Regions from separate parts of the Homo sapiens genome. Here region 2 is linked to region 1. The links are chromatin contacts, found by Hi-C or POLR2A ChIA-PET in ENCODE. All regions are on one chromosome and are shown on one strand. The core of a region is the stretch at or near the end of the contact, and the rest is flanking DNA. Distances in the headings are between cores, read along the strand shown.

Region 1 (6,010 bases), core at 2,505-5,004:
CCACCAAGGCAGGAGCCCAGCCCTCCGGTGCCTGGTCTCAGCCCCATGCCCCCTTATGTGTCCTCCTCAGGTGGTGTGTGCCAGGTGCTCCGACTACCGGGCCGAACTGAAATACGACGACAACAGGCCCAACCGAGTCTGCCTCCACTGCTACGCATTCCTCACTGGAAATGTGCTGCCTGAGGCCAAGGAGGACAAGAGGCGGGGCATCCTGGAGGTGAGGGCCACTGTCCCCGCGCTCACCATCCGTCCTCTGTTCAGGGAATGTGTGCCCGGCAACCATGCTGGGCTGACACTGTCCAGTGCTGAGGAACAAGCCAGCCATGGTCACACCCTCCCCCCTCTCCCTCTTCCTCTCTCTGCCCACAGACCCCAGGCCTCTCGCCACAGCCCAGGCAGTGTGGAGCCTGTCACCAAATGGAGGCACCCTTTGGCTGCAGGCTGTCGTCCACATTCTTCTGCACTTCCTCTATGTCCCCATCCGATAGTACGGCCCCTCTGGACAGCTCATGTTCACGTCCCCATGTCCTGCCCCGACAGTCCCAGGGTGCCAAGAGCTGGTGTCACCGCTTCCATTTTACAGATGGGAACACTGACGCTCCAGGTCAGACAGATTGGAGACTCCATTCTAACTGGAAGGGACTCCAGGGGCCAGTCGGTCTTATCCCATGGAGACCCAGGGCTGGAGGAGTGACTTGCCCAAGATCACACAGCAAGTTAGGAGCCAGCTCTCTGATCTCAGTCACAGATGTTCTTTCTGTTGCCCTGGGGGCCTCACTGAGCCACACTTGCCCCCACAGGTGCTCCCCTGTGGGGGTACAACTGTGCTCAGCTAGGCAGCACAAATACAATGTCAACCAGCTCAGCATCAATACCACTGTCCACTGCCCCTCCCTCACGAAGGCCAGGTTGACATCCCACCGTCCCTGGGAGGTGGGAGAAGGTCCCAGCCTGTGCCAGCTGAGATTCACTCCCAGGTTCAAGTTGGCCTCTTTTGGCCAGGCGGGAAGGCTCATGCCTGTAATCCCAGCACTTTGGGAGGCCAAGGTGGATGGATCACGTGCGGTCAGGAGTTCGAGACCAGCCTGGCCCACATGGTGAAGTCCCGTCTCTACTAAAAATACAAAAAAAAAAAAATCAGCCGGGCATGGTGGTGCATGCCTGTAATCCCAGCTACTCGGGATGCTGAGGCAGGAGAATCTCTTGAACCCGGGAGGTGGAGGTTGCAATGTGTTGAGATTGCACCATTGCACTCCAGCCTGAGCAACAAGAGAGAAACTATCTGAAAAAAAAAAAAAAGTTGGCCTTTTTCCACGGGCATCCACCCCGTTTCCAATCCTCCCCATCCTTCCAGGCCCAGGACCCCCTGACCACTAGGCAACACAGCCTGCCCCTGGAGATGCTCAGCCCCTTCTCAGGGCCCAATTCTGTTTCCTGGAGCAGCTCCAGGCACCCTCCCGGCACCTGCCCCTTGTGGGCACACACGCGACAGGTTCAGGCAGGCTGGGGTTTGACTGCAGCTCTGCCACTGGCCAGCTAGCTGTGTGACCACAGGCACTTGATGGGACCTCTCTGAGCCTCAAGGACCAAGGACCCCTCCATTCAGTACTGCTGTAAGGATTGGAGATAGTGATTGTCAAGCCCCCAGACCAACATCTGGCACTTGCGGCTGCTCTGCTCCCTGACAGTCCCTCCTTCTGGTTTTAGAAAGGGTCCTCAGCCACGCCTGACCAGAGCCTGATGTGCAGCTTCCTGCAGCTCATCGGGGACAAGTGGGGCAAGAGCGGCCCCCGGGGCTGGTGTGTGATCCCTCGGGATGACCCCCTCGTGCTCTATGTCTATGCTGCCCCTCAGGTAAGGCCACCACCTGCCCGCCCCCCGTCAGGCCCTGGCCTTCCCACAGCGTGTGTGTGAAGGGGGTCAGGGGTGAGTATTGCTAGCTCCATATGTCAGATAGGGAAACTGAGGCCCAATGAGGATATGGTATCCTGGAGTCTCAAGGTTGGTAGGTTTCAGAATTGTGCCCTGACTCTAGGTCACCACTGCTTTGCCCTCAGAGGCAGCCAGTTCTTCTGTCCTCTTCCTCGATGGCCTTCACCAGCCCACCCCCAACCCATGGGGGTTTAGGGTGTGAGCTGTGCGTGCGTGGCTGTTGCCTTCACGATGGCTATCTGGGGCAGTAGGACTGAGAGGGGACAGTGGCCCACTGCTCTCTCCTCCCCCCAGGACATGAGGGCTCACACCTCCATCCCCCTGCTGGGCTACCAGGTGACTGTTGGGCCCCAGGGGGACCCTCGGGTCTTCCAGCTACAGCAGTCAGGCCAGCTCTACACCTTCAAGGCCGAGACGGAGGAGCTGAAGGGCCGCTGGGTGAAGGCCATGGAGCGGGCGGCCAGTGGCTGGAGCCCCAGCTGGCCCAACGATGGGGACCTGTCCGACTGAGCCACTGCCAGCCGCTCTCCTGCCCACCTCTCCCCACCCTGAACCCAGCTCCTGCCACAGACTGACCCTGTGGCCTCAGTGACCCACTGCCCCAAGTGGTGCTTTCAGAGAATTGATTCAGCCATCTGCGCCCAGGCCACGTGTCCCGATCTGGGATTAGAAAATATGGGTCCATTCCTTTCTAGAAAGGGGACAACCAAGTGTCTCAGTTTGCCTTGCGGGGAGGGGGCTCCTGGGCCATGGGACTTCCAGTGCTAAAACTGGGAAAGCCCCAGGTAACCCCGGACTGGTGGTCACCATAGTATGGTTTTTCATTTGTATCTCCTGGGGAGCTTTTAAAGAGTACTGGTGAAAAACACATAGTAAATTAATTTTAAAAATGTAAAAAACAATGCCTGTACTGAAGTACCACCACCGATTTAAATGGGCTGAGTTGGGGGAGGCATGGGGTCTTTTTTTTTTTTTTTTTGAGACAGAGTCTTACTCTGTTTCCCAGGCTGGAGTGCACAAACATGGCTCACTACAGCCTCGCTCTCCCGGGCTCCAGTGATCCTCCCGCCTCAGCCTCCCAAGTAGCTGGGATTATAGGTGTGTGCCACTGTGCCAAGCTAATTTTTTTATTTTTTGTAGAGATGGGATTTCACCATGTTACTCAGGCTGGTCTCAAACTCCCAGCCTCAAGCGATGCTCCCACCTCCACCTCCCAAAGTGCTGGGATTACAGGCGTGAGCCACCATACCTGGCGCATGCATATTTTTTAAGAGTACCCACTGGAGTCTAATATATAGCCTGGGTTACCTGGGATGAAGAATAAAGAGAGCAAACTACCACAACCAATGGTTGAGCCCCTGTCAAGTGCCAGTCATGATAGTAGTAATAATAATAATAAACATCTATTGGACCAGGCTCTGTGCAAGGTGTTTTATGTGGATTATGTCATTTTACCATCCAGAGTTATCCCCATTTCCAGATGAAGACACCGACTCAGAGAGGTTTAGTAATTGGCTCAATTGGTCATGTAGCTCGTAGATGCCAGAGCCAGGTTTTAACCCGGTGAACTAAGGTCAAAGCTCTTTCTATCATGGAGCAGAACAATAAGACAAGCAGAGAGGGGAGGAGAGTGAGGAGAAGCAAAAGAGAGGGAAAGAGAGTGAAGAAGCTGGGAAGACAAGAGAGAAAGGTGAATGGTGGGAGGAAGGGTGACGGGAGGAGCATCCCTGTCCCCTCATCCCCACCTCGCTGGTGGGTGAGGATGCTTTTTCATAAGAGACCACCAGGGGGTGGCAGTGGTCAGCAGGCCACATGCAGTGGCCCCAGCAGTGGCCAGAACACCCTCAGCTGCTCTCAGCAGGTCCAGCCATTGCTGGGCTCTGCCCTGAAAGGAGGAAGCATGGATGAGTCACAGGTTTTTGTCCCATCACAGGCCCAGCAGCTTTGCCTGCCTCCAACCTGAGGCCACTTCCCTCCTGTAGGGTGTTTGTTTGTTTATTTGAGACAGGGTTTTGCTCTGTCATCCAGGCTGGAGTGCAGTGGTGTGATCAGAGCCCACTGGAACCTTGACCTTCTGGGTTTAAGCTATCCTCCTTCCTCAGCCTCCTGAGTATCTAGAAGCACAGGTGCACGCCACCACATCCAGCTAATTTTTAAAATTTTTGTAGAGATGGGGTCTCACTATATTGCCCAGACTGACCTCAAACTCCTGAGCTCAAGCAATCCTCCTGCCTTGGCCTCCTAAAGTGTTGGCATTATAGGCATGAGCCACCATGCCCGGACAGCATCAGCATTTTATTTATTTTTTATTTTTATTTTTATTTTTGAGATGGAGTCTGTCACTCTGTCACCCAGGCTGGAGTGCAGTGACGCCATCTTGGCTCACTGCAACCTCTGCCTCCCAGGTTCAAGTGATTCTCCTACCTCAACCTTCCAAGTAGCTGGGATTACAGGCGTGCGCCACCATGCCCGGCTAATTTTTGTATTTTTAGTAGAGACGGGGTTTCACCATATTGGCCAGGCTGGTCTCAAACTCCTGAACTCCGGTGATCCACCCATCTCAGCCTCCCAAAGTACTGGGATTACAGGCATGAGCCACTGCACCTGGCCTGCATCAGCATTTTAAAACTCGCCAATGATGCTGAAGGCAGCTGGCTCGGTGACAGCAGAGTCGATTCTGCAGCACTGATACCTAAGCTTTTCCAGGGGTTTAATCTGAGTGGGAGTATGGAGAGTGGCTTCACTGTGGAGCAAAATGAGGTAGCCGTCAGGAGAGGGAAGCGAGGGCACACAACCTTTGTGCTGTCATTGTTAGGTTTACTGAGGTGTAATTTACAGACTGTAAAATCCACCCTTATTAGTATATTTTCTAAGTTTTGGCAGAAGAGTACAGTCATACAGCTACCACCACAATCCCCCTATAAGTGTCCCCATGCCACCCTTTGTAGTCAACCCACACCCCTACTCCTTGCCTCTGGTAACCATTGATCTGTTTCTGACTGATAATTTTGCCTTTTCCAGATGTCATTTAAATGGAACCATAGCTTTTTAAGCCTGGCTTCCTTTACTCAGCATTATATATTTGAGATTCATCCATTTTGTTCTCCATGTCAGTAGTTCATTCCTTTTTCATTGCTGAGTAGTATTCCATTGCATGGGCATACCACAGTTGTTCATCTGTTTACCAGGTTAAGTATACTTGGGTTATTTCCAGTTTGGGGCAATTATGAATAATACTCCTATGAACTATAAACGTTCATGTTCAGTGTTTGTGTGAGCACGTTTTCTTTTCTCTTAGGTAAATACCTAAAATTGGGTCACTGAGTAAGTGTCTAACTTTATCAGAAACTACCAAGCTGTTTTCCATATTGGTTGTACCATTCTGCATTCCTACCAGCAATGTATGACATTTCCCCTGCTCATGCATTTGGTATAGTCAGGTTTGAAGTTTGTTTTTTTAAAATTAATAATTTTAGACATTCTGGTGAATGTATAGGGCTCATGACCTTTTAAATGTTTATGATACAAAGAAATGCATACAGGCTCACATCTGTAATCCCAGCACTTTGGGAGGTCAAGGCAGGAGGATCGCTTGAGCCCAGGAGTTTGAGTCTGTAATGAGCTATGATTGTACCACTGCACTCCAGCATGGGTGACAGACTGAGACCCTGTCTCAAAATGAAAAAAAAGTAGGTATTTTGCAAATGATTATTACCTACTATGTGTACCTAATACGTGCCAGGTAGTATACTACTTATACTACTTTTTCTTTTCTTTTTTTTTTTTTTTTGAGATGGAGTTTTGCTCTTGTTGTCCAGACTGAAGTGCAGTGGCACGATCTCCGCTCACTGCAACCTCTGCCTCCCAGGTTCAAGCGATTCTCCTGCCTCAGCCTCCCAAGTAGCTGACATTACAGGTATGCACCACCACGCCCAGCTAATTTTGTATTTTTAGTAGAGACGGGGTTTCACCATGTTGGCCAGGCTGGTCTCAAACTCCTGACCTCAGGTGACCCACCTGCCTTGGCCTCCCAAAGTGCTGGGATTACAGGTGTGAGCCACCACGCCTGGCAAGGTAA
Region 2 (6,010 bases), core at 1,121-3,620, 49 kb after region 1:
GAAGCTACTGTTTCCACTCTACATTTTGTGAATGCCTAACTGCACATCAAGTATGTCCAGGGAAAATTTAGTGTCCAAATTGGGATGCGCTGTGAGCTTAAAATCCACACTGGTTTAGAAGACTTACCATTAAAAAAGAGAATGTGGGCTGGGTATGGTGGCTTATGCCTGTAATGCCAGCACTTTGGGAGGCCGAGGTAGGTGGATCATCTGAGGTCAGGCATTTGAGACCAGCCTGGCCAACATGGTGAAACTCCATCTCTACTAAAAATACAAAAATTAGCTGGGTGTGGTGGCGGGCACCTGTAATCCCAGCTACTTGGGAGGCTGAGGCAGGAGAATCACTTGAACCCAGGAGGTGGAGGTCGTAGTGAGCTGAGACCGCGCCATTGCACTCCAGCCTGGGCAACAGACTGAGACTCCATCTCAAAAAAACAACAACAAAAAAAGAGAACAAATGTGAAATATCTCATTCATTATGTTTTTCATATTGATTAATGCTGATGTGACAATAGTTTGGATATTTTTGGTTAAATAAAGTATATTATTAAAATTAATATCATTTGTTTCTCTTTACTTTTTTAAGTGTGCCTAATAGAAAAATTTAAATCACATATGTGTTGGAAAATCTGGTGAAATCTGAAAAAAGTCTGTAGTTTAATTAATAGTATTGTGCCAATGTTAATTTCTCAGTTTTGGCAAATGTGCCTTGGTTATGCAAGATGTCAACCTTAGGAGAAGCGGGTGAAGGGTTTACTGGAACCCACTGTACTATCTTTGTAGCTTTTCTGTAAATCTAAAATCATTCCAGAATGAAAAGTGTAAAATACCCCCCCATTACAAATATAATTACATTACATTTCTATTGGAGAAACATGTAACTCTATTATATTTCTTTTTTTTTCTTTTTTTTTTTTTTTTTTTTTGAGACGGAGTCTCACTCTGTCACCCAGGCTGGCATGATCTCAGCTCACTGCAACCTCTGCCTCCTGGGTTCGAGCGATTCTCCTGCCTCAGCCTCTTGAGTAGCTGTGATTACAGGCGCTCACCACCCTGCCTGGCTAATTTTCGTATTTTTAGTAGAGACGGGGTTTCACCATGTTGGCCAGCCTGGTCTCAAACTCCTGACCTCAGGTGATCTGCCCACCTCAGCCTCCCAAAATGCTGGGATTACACATGTGAGCCACCATGCCCAGCCCGACTCTATTATATTTCTATTACAGAACCTAAAATAGTTCTTTGTGTAAGAGGTATCCTCATCTTATTGATGAGGAAACTGGTGCTCAAAGAAGTTAAGTAGCTGGGTTTTGGACCCATCTGTTTACTGTGAAGCCCTTTTACTTTCTGCAATAGTCCCTTCACTTCTACCTCAGTGGCAGGCACCCACTAGATCTGAGAATTTTCTTGCTGTGGCCTCTTCAGAGGGCACTAGTGTGGGTACGTGGACCCCCTTGCTGTGGTGGGCAGGGGCTAAAGATGGAGAGCAGAGGCAGGAGAATCTGGTGGGTACCATTCATGTGGGACCAATTTGAGGTCTAAGGCTGTAGGATAAAGGGGAAGGGCTGGTAGATTCTTGCATTCGATCGACTAGTTGGTTTCTTTGATCTCTGCCTGACTTTGGAAAGGATCTTAGGAGCATCTGCTGTTGTCGCAAAGAAAAAATTGGCAGGGCTGACAAAGCCTTAGATTCACAGGCACCAAAGGGAAAAATAATGGTGCCACAGGGGTAGAGCCAGGGACCTGTGCATGTCCTCGTGTAGGAAAAAGGCAGGAGGCAGCAGGCAGCAGGCAAGCTCTGTTTCCAAGGTGCCTCATTACACTTCCACCCCTCTAACTTCATACATGGGAATTCTCCTTCCCGATGTAGAAAACCTGCCTCCTGACCTGCAGCCACACAGCTCGGTCACCACAGAGCTAGGCAACCCCATTCCTGTCTAGTCCTTCTTTTCAACATGGTCCTGAGACTGCTCCCAGTTCCAGCCCTCCCCAAGAGCAAGAGCACTGTGCTTGGAGTCCTGAGTACCTGTCTCTCTGCCAGACCTGCCCCCTTCAGCCTAAAAGGCCTCTGCCAGCCAGGGCACGACTCTGCTGCATCCAGAGGGGCCAGAGCCAGCCCCGCCAGCAAGCAGCACACCGTCTGCGGCCAGCCGCCCACCACCTTCCCACTTCCAGATGTCTCAGAGGAGCCCTGGCTGCCTTGGAGCCCGCATGGGCAGCCCTGTCCTGACATGCCCCTGCCCCTTTGCTGCCCTGCCTTGCACTCTGTCTCGCGGCGGCCAGATGTGCCGGCTTTGGTGCTGGCGGCTCTTAATGAGGTCCAGATGTGCAGCTTGGCCCGGGCCAGCAGCGGCTGCTACCAAAGGAGAGGGAGGCCCTGTGAGGGAGCAGCCAGGCTGCAGCTGGCCGCGGCGGTGCTGGAGGAGGAATGCTCTGGGAAGGATTCCCACTGGAATGTGGGCTCTCGGGATGTCTCTGCCTAAATAAGGACCTAGCTTCTTCTTGGAGCTGGAGGCCCCAGCTCCTCTAGGTGCAGCAGCACTATGAAAGTGTCTTCAGCTGTCCCTGGATCCTTTTCTTGACGGCTGGCTTTTTTTTTTCTTTTTTTACTAATTTTAAAAGTTATATAGAGCCGGGCGTGGTGGCACGTGCCTGTAATCCCAGCTACTTGGGAGGCTAGGGCAGGAAGATTGCTTGAGTCCAAGAGTTCCAGGCTGCAATGGTGCTATGACTGTGCCTGTGAATAGCCACTGAACTCCAGCATGGGCAACAGAGTGAGACCCCATCTCTTGAAAAAATAAAATAAAATGTTATATACAGTGATGAAAGGCAATTTAGAGATCCCAAATAACCTAAAAGACGAAAACAAAGAAGAAAATAAAAATCACCTATAATCCCATGGCCTCAACTACTATTAAAGTTCTGGCATGCATCCTGCTAGACGTTTTTCAAATACAAATATACATAAGTTTATTTGTTTAAATCATGCTGCAAAGACTCTCAAAATCTGCATTTTTCACTCAACTCTTTCCAGTTGTGTCTGCTACACAGGTATTTCCCAAATTGGCTCCACAGAACACTAGGACCATTTTGCTATTAATTGGGAGTCTTCCACGAACTGTTTGAGATGCATAGGCTTATGCCAACTTAAATGGGCTGCTTTGCTGAAGGACTTCTTGGAGTCTCTAATTTACTAATGTGTGTTCTGAATCATCAAGCAGAGACTGGCACTTCTTAAACACATTTCACCATGAAATCCCTTGAGGGATCCTCTTGGGGCTTGAGTCTATGGAACATCATGTAGGAAATGCATTATTCATCATGGCTGCAGAGAAGCCAATTGCATGCGTATGCCATGGTTTATTCCAGCATCCCTCAATGGATGAACATTATTATGGTTGTTTTCAACTTACTGCTATTATAAATAACCCTGTTATGATGAGCATTCTCATACTTCCATCTTTTTTTTTTTTTGAGACGGAGTCTCGCTCTGTCACGAGGTTGGAATGCGGTGACGCGCTCTTGGTGCACTGCAATCTTCACTTCTGGGGTTCAAGCCATTCTCCTGCCTCAGCTTCCCGAGTAGCTGGGACCGCAGGCGCCCACCACCACGCCCGGCTAATTTTTTATATTTTTAGTAGAGACAGGGTTTCACCATGTTGGCCAGGATGGTCTCAATCTCTTGACTTTGTGATCTGCCTGCCTTGGCCTCCGAAAGTGCTGGGATTACAGGCATGAGACACTGCGCCCGGCCACATACTTCCATCTTTGTTGTACAGAAACATTCCAAGGAATAGGACTGTTGCTCATGTTGAAGACCATTTTAAACTCTCAGGTTCTAGGCTACACATGGCTCTTGCCCCAGCTCCTTATTTAATCCTTGCATGCTAGGGAAGGGGTCTACCTCATTAGCACAAAAGGAGGCATTGAGGAGGATGGGAAGTGTGGTCTGTGAGTCTTTATCCATTTCTTGAGCACTTGTACTACACTGGGCTTGGGGATTGTAGTGAAAAATAACTTTTCTTGGCCTATCATAAACAACACTGTAATGAACAACTATTATTTTCCAAAGAACCATTGCAACCAGAGAGTGAAACCACATTTGGGGTGCAGAGAATCTGTTCCTGGGTCACCTATGAGGCCATACAGCCCTGTAGCGCCCCTAGGTGCCTAGCAGGGGGACGGAATCTGTACAATCCCTGAGGTGCTAAAGTGCAGAATGAAGCTTCCCTGTTTAAGTGGGAATACAGTAAGCACATCACAAGCATAGCTCAGACATGGGCAAGACTTACCACTTATGTCTTCCTCCATATTCTTCCCTTTGATCCTCACAACACCCTTGTGAAGCAGGGAGTATAGACTTAAGTTCATTCTACAGATAAGGAAACTAAGGCTCAGGGCAGGAGACTTGCCCAAGGTCGCACAACTAAGTAATGGGGAGAAACTAGACTCCAGTGACACCACTCCATGCCTCTAATCAACATTATCACCTGATGAACTGCACATTACTGTCAGCAAAGAATGCATTCCTTCCTTTACAAGGGGCTTTGTCAACATGGGATGTAGGACCCAGGTTTTTTATTTTTTATTTTTTTTAAGAGACAGGGTCGGCTGGGCGCAGTGGCTCACACCTGTAATCCAAGCACTTTGGGAGGCCGAGGCAAGTGAATCACCTGAGATCGGGAGTTCGAGGCCTGCCTGGCCAACATGGTGAAACCCCGTCTCTACTAAAAATACAAAACTTAGCTGGATGTGGTGTCCCGTGCCTGTAATCCTAGCTACTCAGGAGGCTGAGGCAGGAGAATTGCTTGAACCCAGGAGGAGGAGGTTGTGGTGGGCCAAGATTGAGCCTCTGCACTCCAGCCTGGGCGACAGAGCAAAAATCCGTCTGAAAACAACAACAACAACAACAAAAACAGGGTCTTGCTCTACCCATGCTGGAATGCAGAGGCATGATCATAGCTCACTGCAGCCTCAACCTCCTGGGCTCAAGCCATCCTCCCGCCTCAGCCTCCTGAGTAGGTGGAACTATAGGTGTGCTACCTCCACACCAGCTAATTTTTAAATTTTTGTGCTGGGCAAGGTGGCTTACGCCTATAATCCCAGCACTTTAGGAGGCAGAGGCGAGCAGATCACTTGAGGTCAGGAGTTCAAGACCAGCCTGACCAACATGGAGAAACCCCATCTCTACTAAAAATACAAAATTAGCCAAGCGTGATCTTGCATGCCTGTAATGCCAGCTACTCGGGAGGCTGAGGCAGGAGAATCACTTGAACCTGGGAGGCAGAGGTTGCAGTGAGCCAAGATCGTGCCATTGCATTCCAGCCTGGGCAACAAGAGGGAAACTCTGTCTCAAAAAAAAAAAAAGAAAGAAAGAAAGAAAAAATTTTTTGTAGAGATGGGGTCTCGCAATGTTGCCCAGGCTGGTCTCAAACTCCTGGCCTCACGTGATCCCCCGGACCCGGACACTTTGATTGGGAGTGGAGGAAAGAGCCCAAAAGGTCTGGAGCCTGTGGCCTGAACCTCAAGGCCACTCCTGGCTGTGTGTGTGTTTTCTTTGGTGGGGAGGTGGGGTGGAGAAGGGAGGGAGGAAATGAAAAGAGAGCTCTTCAGAGAGGAGCAATACAGTCATAAATAGGTATCACTGTCAGGGAGCAGCTCTTATTCATCTTTGCATCCCCAGCGCCTTGCACATAGTAGATGCTCCATGCAGGCTCCTAAACTGAAGACATAACCCCCAGCCCCTGGGATGATCTCTCCCGTGCTCAGTCCTGCATGGAGACCTGTGTGTATTCTCTTCTTGGCTCCCCTCACACTCATCCTAACTTCTCTTGCCCCATCTTTCTCCACACTCTCAATCTCCAATGTCTGCCCCTTCTCACTCCCCTCCCCTGCCAATCACTGAAACGTCAATTAATTGAGACTCATGTCCCTTAGAAACAAACTCAGGTCTATAACTGAGGGCTCTAGCTAAGCAATTCTTTGATCTCAAGGACTCTTTCTAGCTGGGGCT

The links. A loop is a pair of places that touch in the nucleus more often than their neighbours do. ChIA-PET counts read pairs that join two places held with the same protein, here RNA polymerase II (POLR2A). Pooled maps may share reads with other maps.
Region 2: a pooled map shows a loop between it and region 1 (1.9-fold over the local background). The contact joins two enhancer-like sites. A Hi-C loop is called at or near these places in 1 of 168 maps with a recorded cell type or tissue (posterior vena cava) and 1 of 50 pooled maps. POLR2A ChIA-PET finds 5 or more read pairs at or near these places in 8 of 52 experiments (AG04450, BJ, CD8-positive, alpha-beta memory T cell and 5 more).

The regions. Positions count from the first base shown.
Region 1 is chr6:37,025,722-37,031,731 of GRCh38, forward strand. It overlaps FGD2 (FYVE, RhoGEF and PH domain containing 2), which reads left to right. Exons shown (of 16, transcript NM_173558.4): 14 at 71-217; 15 at 1,708-1,854; 16 at 2,227-3,348. The coding sequence ends at 2,442. Among named protein-coding and RNA genes, the nearest start is that of FGD2, 23 kb to the left of the region's middle. RefSeq lists enhancers at 1-637, 3,922-4,001. Within about 2 kb of position 3,755, at least 5 of the 41 ENCODE cell types and tissues checked have a DNase peak (open chromatin) inside an H3K27ac peak, as active enhancers do.
Region 2 is chr6:37,075,746-37,081,755 of GRCh38, forward strand. No RefSeq gene overlaps it. Among named protein-coding and RNA genes, the nearest start is that of FGD2, 73 kb to the left of the region's middle. RefSeq lists an enhancer at 1,680-2,208. Within about 2 kb of position 2,371, at least 11 of the 41 ENCODE cell types and tissues checked have a DNase peak (open chromatin) inside an H3K27ac peak, as active enhancers do.